Regions from separate parts of the Homo sapiens genome. Here region 1 is linked to region 2. A link is an interaction called in ENCODE POLR2A ChIA-PET data of the cell type or tissue named here. Cell type or tissue: HepG2. All regions are shown on one strand. Each heading gives the region's core, and the rest is flanking DNA. Links, peaks and the distances in the headings are about the cores only.

Region 1 (5,392 bases), core at 307-5,306, 62 kb after region 2:
TTTTCTCTAAGATTGGATTTCATTCTGCTAACAGCGTGTTGGCTGAGTGCCCACTAGCAAGCAATTAAGACTTTGTGCTTTCCTGCATTTTAGTAGCTCTCCTTATGAAACATGCAGCCACATGGGAATAGAAGCTTTGCCAGCACGGGTCACGGTCTGGGAGCAACATCAGGAGAGTTTCTATGCTCTCAGGACTCACAGTCTTCTGGAAGGTTGAGGAGAGGATGGATGGTTGATTGGCTGTGCCTGTAAGAGAAGATGAAGGAGGGAATCTGAGAAATGGAAACTATAGGAAGATATCAAATTAAAGTTAGGAGAAGAAAGTCAAATGCTATTGTGGAACCTAAAAAAAAGAGAGAGATAAAACAATTTCTGAAAATTAAGAAGCAATTGGGTTAAATTAAAAGGGGACAAAAACTGAAGTCTTGATGAGAGTTTCTTACCACTGAACTTGAATGATGTCCTCATTAATTATTTCTTATAACCAACACACATGTGTTGAGTATCTAAAATGTGCCAGATACTGTGCTAAGGACTGGGGATGTAAAGATGAATGAGACATCTTCATGTGAGGGTGGGTAAGAGGAGCAGCAGAGCCCCCAGGCATGTCAGACTCACTGGGTGCTGTGCCATTCTTATGGGCTCTGTGTAAATGGAGGCCTGCCACGGATACTGCTTCTGTCTCCCAGCTGCACTTCACTTTATGTCTGGAAAACATGACTGAGCTGGACCTAAGGTATGGTATCTTAAAAAATTAGGTAGCTTTATATAAAAATAAAATAATCTCCTTGCAAAGAAGCCTTTCACATCTGAAAATCAAATAGGGCACATCAGTGGTTTCCAATCTGATTGATTATTCAAGACCTCCTAGGCATGATTTTACAGTACAGTTTTCTGCTTCCTACTCCTGGAAATTCTAGTTCAATGGATCTAACCAGATATATTCTCATAATATAAGCATTGTCCTGAACAATTCTGAAAAGAACTAAAATCTCAAAAACAGTGTTTTCCGCTTCACAATAGACTTTGTTAGGTTAAAATTAAATAAAGAACTACTGTCTTATCAGATATAACTTGCATATAATGTAGAAAAATTCAAATCAATAAAAAACTGCCCTTTGAATCATTAATACAGTCCCTTGAATAAGCAATCTCAATGGTGTATATGAAAGCAAACTTATACACATTATCTTTTATTACATTAACTGGAGCATAAAGGTATATAATTAGTAATTCATACTTTCTTACTGTTTGAAAAATTGAGCATAAATCAGGTTTATATTGAGTCCTAGTCTCATCAGTGACTTGATGTCTTGACTTTAAGGGCCTTTGGATGTCATGCAAAAATTGCAACTTTATGTAAATTATGGTCTGGATCAAACTATTTCTCAAGTATCTTTAATATGCTCAAAGATCTGAGTCATAAAAATTCTTGGGTTTAAAACATTATTTTTTAATTATATAAATAAAGTCTTATGCAGATTCCTAATGTATCAAAAAAGATAAGAGTGGACCTTTAGACAATAGCAGGGGTGGGGTCCCAGTGCTACCTCTTTGGCCACCATGTTAGCCTCAGTAGGAGCTCCTAACCTCCCTCTGCAGAACTCCGGAGTTCCACAGGGTACAGAGGGAAAACAAAGAGTATCCCATTTTTAACTTTATTTCCAAGAAAATCCCCACAATTTGAATATTATAATGATTCCCTATAGATATGTGAGGTTAGTCCCTAACTGGCTATCCATTTGTTAAATCCCCCAGTGCCTTAGGCCAGTTAAGTGCACACTTGGCCAAATCTGGCCCTCTGGGTCACTCCACTGGGACACTCCAAGTGAGGTAAAAAACACAAGCCTATTTGTCAAACCTAACTAGGTTCAAACCTCTAATCTCCATTCACCAGTTAAATTACCAGGAGCAAGGTAGTGAAATTTCCAGGGTCTTCTTCCCATGGCCTGTAAAGTAGGGATAATAAATTCTACCATTCACTCTGGTTTCCACCTGGTCTTTAGCATAAAGACTAGTGCTTGGTATTTCTCTTCTTGCTTTCTTGGGAATTGATCAGGTTAGGAATTGGCGAAGTTGCTCTAACTCCTTCAGGCCTATTCAGAGCTTATTTCTTTCATGTCTCTACACTACATTTACTTCTTATGATACAAAAGAATAATGAGATTCCATTAACAAAAAATCGCTACAACTTCTTCCATGGAACTGAAGAGAATATCTTATTAAATTCCTGTTTTCTCAAATATGTTGGCCACACCTTAGATTATAATAATTATTTACTATGGTCTTCAGATATGTTTATGTATTAATAATCACAGAAGGTAAGTTTTGTTACACATCACTGCATTTCAATATGCTCTGGAAAGTACACACCTCAACATAGAAATGGTATTGCATATTTAAACATTATTAAATAATGAACACTTATTGTCATGTATAAGCTGCAAGATGGAGGGAGGAGTAAAAAAAGAGTAAGGTGACTTAACACTGTCGTACCTTCAATGGCACTAATGATGTCATGGGAGAAAAAGAGAAAAACTTAAGAAACAGCATAGAGGTCCTTTTGAAAAACCTAAGAATTTTTAAAAATTCTTTGGGTTAAGTAATGAAAGGCAAGGGCAACTAGCTTGTGAACAATCTCCTGAGCAATGTTGTTCTGTGTGTTTACTGGGCTCCCAAGCCTGAAATTATCTTCCCTCTATACCACCTAAATGTGTTCACTTATCCTCAAGCCATCTGAAATCACATTAATTAAACAAATTGTGTTAAATAAAAATGGTTCTTAAAAAAAAAAAAAAAAAACATAGATGAAGCTGTATGTTGGCAAAGAGAAAGAATAAGACCCTCTAAGCAAAGTATATTGTGTGTATAAGGAACGTGTGTGTGTGTGCATGTGTGTGTGTGTGTGTGTGTGTGTGTGCATGCTCACATGCATTCCCTGAGGACTACAAGAGAAACAACAACAATAACAACAAGAATGATGAATGTGTCAGAGGTGGGGGTTCCATCTCATTTTTGAGATTAATTTTTAAGCCAGTATAGGCAAAATAAAGAGTTGTTTAACTCTCACAGCTTACTACATGTTATTTTCAAATGAGTTAGTAGAGTGGCACATGGTCCATATATAGCTTTTGTATAATGACCAGATTTTTCTAAACCATAAATGCAATATAAGTATAAACTAGTGTAACTGAGATATTTATTTATATTTCTATCGGGTAGGACACCTGTTTATACAATTATTTCAATATTGAGAGAAAAATTTCCCCAAATTCTGCATTATCAATGCACTTCACAATGATTTTGCAAGCACCTAGGGCAGAGAACCCAATGTTTTATTTTGGCAAGGGAAGCTCTGTAGAAATATTTGCAATATTTTGTGCTAATCCCTCCACTAGTCACTTTAGTGTGGCAAATATTTGTTCTAGTGGACTTTACTACAGTAACAGAGTACATCAATCTGTTGTTTTAACCTTTTGAAAATAACCTTTGTGTCTTCTTGAAGGAAATAAAGAGTCATTGATGAAACCTTTGAAATTTTCAACTTCTTTGCAATAAGGTACCTGGAAGAGAAATTGGTGCGTTATCTCAAGGGAATAGATTATAGGGAATTGAGTGCATCTCTGCTTACTTTCTTGGCTCATAGCTTTATGGATATCAGGGACCTAAAAAGTAAATGGTGGTCAAAAAGAACAAACATTTATTAGAGCAGTTAGAGAGGACTGGTTTGATATTTGCCAAGTTTCTTCTCAATAACATGTTTGGCAGCTACCAAATGACATGGCCTGCCCAGAGTTGATTTTGACGAAGCCTCTGGGATGTGTTAAAAAGTAAACCAGAGCAAATCACATACTGGAAAGCATAACTCAATCAAGGAAAAATGTATGATTAAGGGTGACATGGGCAAGGAAAGCCTTGCCAGAGCTCAGGGTAAATATTTGTATCAGTGTGAAGAGAAAGCTTCGTGACGCTGATGTCAACCAGCTGGAATTTTCATTGTTTATAAACTTTTGTTGTTAGAGTTGAATTCTGGCAGAAAAGGTACCAAAGAAAGAGCAATTTCCCAGCATGAGAGTTTGAATTGTGATAAGGCAGCTTGACCAGAAACAAATGCAACCATGCAAAGTTTCAGCCACTTTTCCCTTCCAGAATTCTCCTGCCAAGAAGCAACCTTCTTGCCTTAAATCTTACTTTGACAAACTTCATCAGGATTAGTTAAAAGAAAAGTTTTTGGCTTGTTCTGTTTCATAAGAACTTATGGCATCATTTTCCTCAGATAAACATAAAATGGAGAAGAATGTAAATGAATTTCTGTTAAATTTTTGTACAAAAGAATATTGCCATCTGAAGTAGATTTTTAATGATCGAAAATAAACGCCTTGGTATTAAACCCAACTTTGTGAATAGTGTCTATTAACTTTATGACACCAAGCTATTTATTTTTTACCTCAGGGTAGACTATTGTATATTTTTAAATAAAAAAGTACAGCAATTAAAAATATTTGGGCCCTTGATTTAACTCACCAACTATTTCTGTTAAAAAGAAATCTGTATTTTCTCCCTAAGCTGTGTTTTGTTGTACTTTTCAGAACTTTGAAGGTAGCCAAAAGTTATAAATCAAACAATATCACAAGGACATAGGTTTGTATAAAAATTTACAGTAATTCAGAACACATAACTCAACTTTCAGGCAGAAAAAGAGAGATTGTTGGAAACTGATTCCTGACACTTACTCTTCCTCTCAGAAACAGAAGCACATAGATGGTGCTCTATTGGCAAAGAAAGACACCCTGAGTTTCCCATTTCATAGATGGCCTACTAGCAGAAAACTGCAGCATAGATACTCTCTGAATAGTAACCCTTACTTCTCCCTCAAGGTAGCCTGGAAGTTTCAATCCGATCTACTTTCAGTGAGGGCTGAGTAGTGACATTCACTGAACAGGATATGCAAATAACTCAAAATTCCTATCAAATTATCCTTTGTTTTAATAATTTTGTGTTTTACATAAACTTCAATCTGATTGGCCTAAGACATAGCACAATAAAAATTACATTGATATGTTGCTTTTGAGAATCCTGAATTACCTCTATCCAGGAAAAAGAGCAAACTCAGAGACCCTCCATTTGTACACCCTAACATAGAATGAACCGAAGGCTATCCCTGGCAGTGCAGAAACTAGACGCATCATGAACATAACCACATTACCCAGATGCACTAAGAATAGAAACCAAGCCCCTGCTGGTGTAATTAAGAAATCTTTTCTTCCAGTCCTGGGCTTTAGAGACCTGGATCACTAACTAATTCCAATTTAGAATGCTCTTTTGATAAGGGTTTTTGTAAACTAAGAAGTGAGCTGAACATGAAAACTTTACATTATAAGTTTCTGAGCTA
Region 2 (5,392 bases), core at 78-5,077:
TGTGACTTGGAAATTGTATCCACCATTGTGTGACAGTAAAGGATCATACACAGTGCAGTTTGAACATACCATAGTGTTGCATCCAACATGTAAAGAAGTTGTCAGCAGAGGAGATGACTATTAAACTTAGTCCAAAGCAACTTTAACACCTTTATTTTCTAAGCTTTTTTGGAATACATATCAAATTAATTTGCAACATGTTGTCTATTTTAACAGTGGACCTGTATAATATTTTTATCTGTGTTTAAAAAAGAAGAAATTTGGCCATGCAAGGTGGTTGACACCTGTAATCCAAGCACTTTGGGAGGCCGAGGTGGGTGGATCACCTGAGGTCAGGAGTTCGAGACCAGCCTGGCCAACATGGCGAAATCCCATCTCCACTAAAAATACAAAAAATTATGCAGGCGTCGTGGCATGCGCCTGTAGTCCCAGCTACTCGGGAGACTGAGGCAGGAGTATCTCTTGAACCCAGGAGGCGAAGGTTGCAGAAAGCGAAGATGGCACCACTGAACTCCAGCCTGGGTGACAGAGCAAGACTTCGTTTCAAAAAAGTAAAAAAATAATAATAAAAAAGAAGGAATTTGATCAAAGGTAAACAGTCTAACGTAATGAACCAAAGAAAAAGCTTTCAGGACTTTCAAATGTTAACTGTTTTTCCCCTTCCTATCTAGGAAAATGCTATAAAGCTCAGATTAGTTAGGAATGACTTACACCTTTTGTTTTGAAAACTAAGAGCCGGTTTCCAGATATTTATATTCCCGTATTTCTTGAATGCTTAGAATGACTACAATTCTGCATCGATACCCTCTATTGTTAATTTTTAACCTGCCTGGAATCTTTTTCCTAAAAAAAAAAAGATATTTTCAGATCTGAAAAAAAAAAATCAAAGGAACCATAAACGTCAAGTCTAATCATATCCAAATGTGGTCCATCAATCAACCTCAGCAGAAATAATTGGGGAAGATTTAAAAATTCAGGGAATGTTGACCTCATCTCTGAGATAAGATTAATAAATATTTTATGATTGTCTGGAAAGTAACAGCGTACAGTTTAACCTATATTCTAATTTTGATTCATGATTTTAAATAATTAAACTTTAATAATTGATATGGTTTGGATATTTGTCCCCTCCAAATCTCATGTGGAAATGTGATCATCAGTGTTGGAGGTGGGGCCTGGTGGGACATGTTTGGTTATGATAGTGGATCCCTCATGAATAATTTGCTGCTGTCCTCATGGTAATGAGTGTGTTCTCACTCTATGAGTTCACACGAGATCTGGTTATTTATAAGAGCCTGGAAATTCCTCCCTCTCCCTTGCTCTCACTCTTACCATGTGACATAACTGTATCCCCCTTTACCTTCTGCCATAATTAGAAGCTTCCTGAGGCCCTCACCAGATGCAGATGCTGGTCCTATGCTTCCTGTATAGCCAGCAGGACTGTGAGCCAAAACAAACCTCTTTTTTTTATAAATTACCCAGTCTCAGTTATTTCTTTATAGCAATACAATAATTGACTAATAGAATAATATAAATTACTTATATTTTGGTAGAAATATATGGTTATAATTTTAGAAAAAAATAACTTTTTTTTTTGTCTTCTGACTACAGAATTTACCGGGAAGAGAAGTGGGCTTCTGTTCTGCTGCTAATTTACAAGATTACGCTCTAATGGCAAATTCTTCCTATGGCAAGCACATAGTCCCTAGAGCCCAACGATTTCTGAAGGTACATGGCCAGTCAAACCCATGTCAGATGGAAGACATAGCAGTGTCACTTTTGCACAAAAATGTTTACTATCTATTGCTATTGAAGATTTTGCCAACCTCTGCATTTTTTATTGCTATGTAGCACGAGGCATTTTATTTGTTTATCTCATTATTTCTCCTAGATTTCCAAATATTTCTCCTAGATTTCCAATCATGAAATATTTCTCCTAGATGTCCAAATCATGAATGAACAACTAGAAAATAAGTAGAGGACACAGGCTATATGATGATTAAATCAAGTTGTTTAATGACAAAAAACTGAACAGATTGTGCATGTTATTTTATCCCATTTACATTGACAAAGTGTCACACTTCTACTTTGTGAAGAGAAATTTCATGCAATAGTCATAGGGAAGAAAGAATTAATGCTAGGAATAAGTGTAAAGCTCTGTATAGCTTTTCATTTAAAAGGTTTTACAAATCCTGCTGACCTGTTGCTAAACTAAGCAGAGCGAGTCCCCCTGGAACACACTCTATACTCATTCTTCCTCTTTATTTACGTTCCTTTTAACTATTTTAGCATTTTCCTAAATAGCAGAAACTTTTCCTATGAAAATAATGTCAGCCTTTCCATCCCTGCAATGCAAGCTGCTTGCATCAGTTAAGTTCTGAGTTGCTTCTTTTGGAGTTAGGGCCAGCTGGTTTATAGCTGAAGTCAGCAGTCACCTGCAGAATAGAGTCTGGAGAAAGTAAGGGTGTTTCTCCCTGGCCAAAATTAACATTCCCATTAAGATTCAATTGTGCCTGAAATTCCACTATTAGGGATTGACTCCCACCAATCAATGTCTTGTGCTTTCTAGGGCTTACTTAGTTCTGACTTCATTGAATCTAAGATGTCATCAATTATAAAACCTGTCACTATTATATGTACAACTAAAGAAAAAATATATTACCAATTTAACCATGGCAGATCATCAACTCTAAAATTTATCCCAATTTCAAAGATGTTAAATTATATTTTTAAAAATATGTTTCAATTCTTAAAATAAGGTAAGTGAAAATGCTAGTAATGACAGAGAGAGAGTTGGGAATGAAGACTATGAAGACCCATATTAACTGAATGTTTAAGCATTGATGTCAACCAGCTAAAGCCAAGCTCTAAGATAATGAAATATAGGATAGTCATATTCTTATAGAAGAGAAGGAAGAGGAAGATAAACTGCAACTGCTTCACAAGGTTGACTAAACCCAGCTTTATTTAGACCACACAATCGTCTTTGAACAACTCCTTTTAGCAATGTTTATTTAAAGAGGTCACTATTTGAAGTTAGCATAGGGAATTCCATAGCTGTTGACCCTTTGGAAAAATAACTGACTCTGAGAAAGGTTAGGATAGGTGGGAAAATTCTGTGAATAAAACCTTTTCAAGCTAGAAATAGGTCAGAGTACAGTCTGATCAAAGACACAGATGAAATGCAGAAGAATGTAGATAAAGGTAAAATAATGAGCAAGAGAGAAACTAATAAACAGAGAAATGCTTCTTTAAGTGGCTAGGTATGGCAGGAAAGAACTTTCAGATGCAATGTGGGAAGAGCTTTACTCATTCCGCCTGTACACAGCAGCAGTAAAGGAAACAAATAGAAAAAAAAAAGATGGTGAATTTCAATGCTAAAAAAGGCAGACTTACACTGACTGTCAGAGCTCAGAGTAGAGTTATGGGAACAGACACCTTTTTCTTCTTGAGCTGCATGTCAGATTTTTACAGTAACACAACTACTTTTCCAATTCAGAGAATAAAACAAAAGAAACCTACACATTTTTTCTCCCCTCCCCTCCAAAATATCTATAGACTGAATTGATACTAGGGGCAAGACAGGATGTTAGTACAGATATATTTAAAGGGAACAACTATGTCAAAACTAGGATAATTACATAGTATCTACATGGCATGATTTGAAAGATTAGAAAAAGATTTTCTGCTCTTTTTTTCTTGGAAGGGGGGTCTTGAGCTTATTACCAAAGACAAATTTCTTTAAGTTTTCGTGTGCGTGTGTTTGTGTGTCTGTGTGTGTGTGTGTGTGTAGGAGGAAGGTGATTTCAAAACCAGTAAAATGTAAATATCTTGGACATAGAGTATTACAAATTCTGCCATATTCTTTAGTAGATTTTTTAATAAATTTTCGAGGAAACCTGAAAATTAGCATAACCATACCCTATATGATTGACTGACCATGGGAAGCAAGGCTTAAAAGGAGAGACAGAGGAGAACCTTGATGAATTGGAATCTAAGAACTTAAAATATGCTAGATGCCCTGCTAAGTACTTTACATACGTAATCCTTTAATCCTCATAAGAGCACTGTTAGGTAGGTATTATTATCATCCTCATTTTAGGTAAGGAGGATGAGGAGAAATTGAATCTCAAGGATATTAAATAGCTCGCTTAAGGCTACACAGCTAGTCAGTGGAAAATATGAGCCAATTTAAGTCAGCTCACTTCAAATTTCTATGAAACCACGTTGAGAAATATGCAGGAAAAAAACAAACACTGAACCAATGGTGAGAAAAGCACAAAGTCAATTTTATGCACATCAGGTATTTTTTCCTGGAGTAGTGGTAGCCCATAAAGTTATAACATTTGTTGTTTTTTAAATAAACTTAGCTCAGAGTTTCCAGATGAAGCTTACATTTACTGAATATTTATTGTACAATAAGTTAAATTATATTCATCTCATTTAATGCTCAAAATAACCCTGTAAGATGGATATTTTCATAATCTCCACCTCAGGTTCGTATAGCTGGTACATGATAGAGCCAGGGCTCTAACCCCACTTCTGATTTTAGATTCTGGACTCCTCTGAATAAACCATAACACTTCAGGTGTATGTTTCAATGAGGAATTTTTAAAGACCTCATAAGATCTTTCAAATTTTTTTTTAAATAATGAATACAGAAAGAATATATCCCATACCTTCTATCCTCACTGTTCTACGATGTTACACACAGCACATTTTCTTATCAAATTTGTTCATGAGTATAATTTTTAAAATCCAAATTCCTGTGGAGTAAGGTTATCTTTATGAACAAAACTAAATCCAAAACTGATGGCCGGCAATCACCGCATCGCCATAAATATTACTGTCATTAGCAAGATGAAGTTTTCTTTTTTAGATTAAGATATCTCAGAGAGTTGCTATAGAGAACATTGACATCTTTAAGAGACATGAGATGAGTGTATAGAGTCAAAATATGTCAGCCAGTAAATTTCTTCATGCATTCACAAATATTTATTGAACACCCTATATGCTCTCTCCACATTGTTGTAGGTGCTGGGGGTACCACAATAAACAATGTTGGAAACTCCTGTACTGGAGGAGTTTACATTCAAGTACAAAGAGACAGACAATAATGAGATAAACAAATAAAATGCATCGTGTGCTACATAGCAATAAAAAAATGCAGAGATTGGCAAAATCTTCAATAGCAATAGATAATAAACATTTTAGGCTTTGGGGGCTACACGGTCCATTTCACAACTACTCGCCTCTGTCTTTGTAGCACAGAAGCAAGCATAGACTAAATGTAAATAAATGAGAGTGGCTGTGTTCCAACAAAACTTTATAAAAATAGGCAGCAGTCAAGATTTGGCCTGCTAGTCAAAGTTTGCCAACTCCTGAAATAAAG

Evidence for each region. ChIA-PET counts read pairs that join two places held together with the same protein. Peaks named below come from ENCODE experiments on the same cell type or tissue, not always from the same donor. Only the 100,000 strongest peaks of a DNase experiment are listed, where the experiment ranks them.
Region 1: POLR2A ChIA-PET joins it to region 2 with 45 read pairs; 1 of 35 experiments calls an interaction of 5 or more read pairs at or near these places.

Annotation. Positions count from the first base shown.
Region 1 is chr2:145,759,557-145,764,948 of GRCh38, reverse strand. It overlaps LOC124908059 (a long non-coding RNA gene), which reads right to left. Exons shown (of 2, transcript XR_007088682.1): 2 at 1-246. Among named protein-coding and RNA genes, the nearest start is that of LINC01966, 880 kb to the right of the region's middle. In HepG2, for the core only: no CTCF peak of the experiment used is centred there; DNase peaks (open chromatin) are centred at 3,428 and 3,908; H3K4me3 peaks cover 383 bases.
Region 2 is chr2:145,821,017-145,826,408 of GRCh38, reverse strand. It overlaps the pseudogene METAP2P1. Among named protein-coding and RNA genes, the nearest start is that of LINC01966, 940 kb to the right of the region's middle. In HepG2, for the core only: no CTCF peak of the experiment used is centred there; a DNase peak (open chromatin) is centred at 3,078; H3K4me3 peaks cover 653 bases.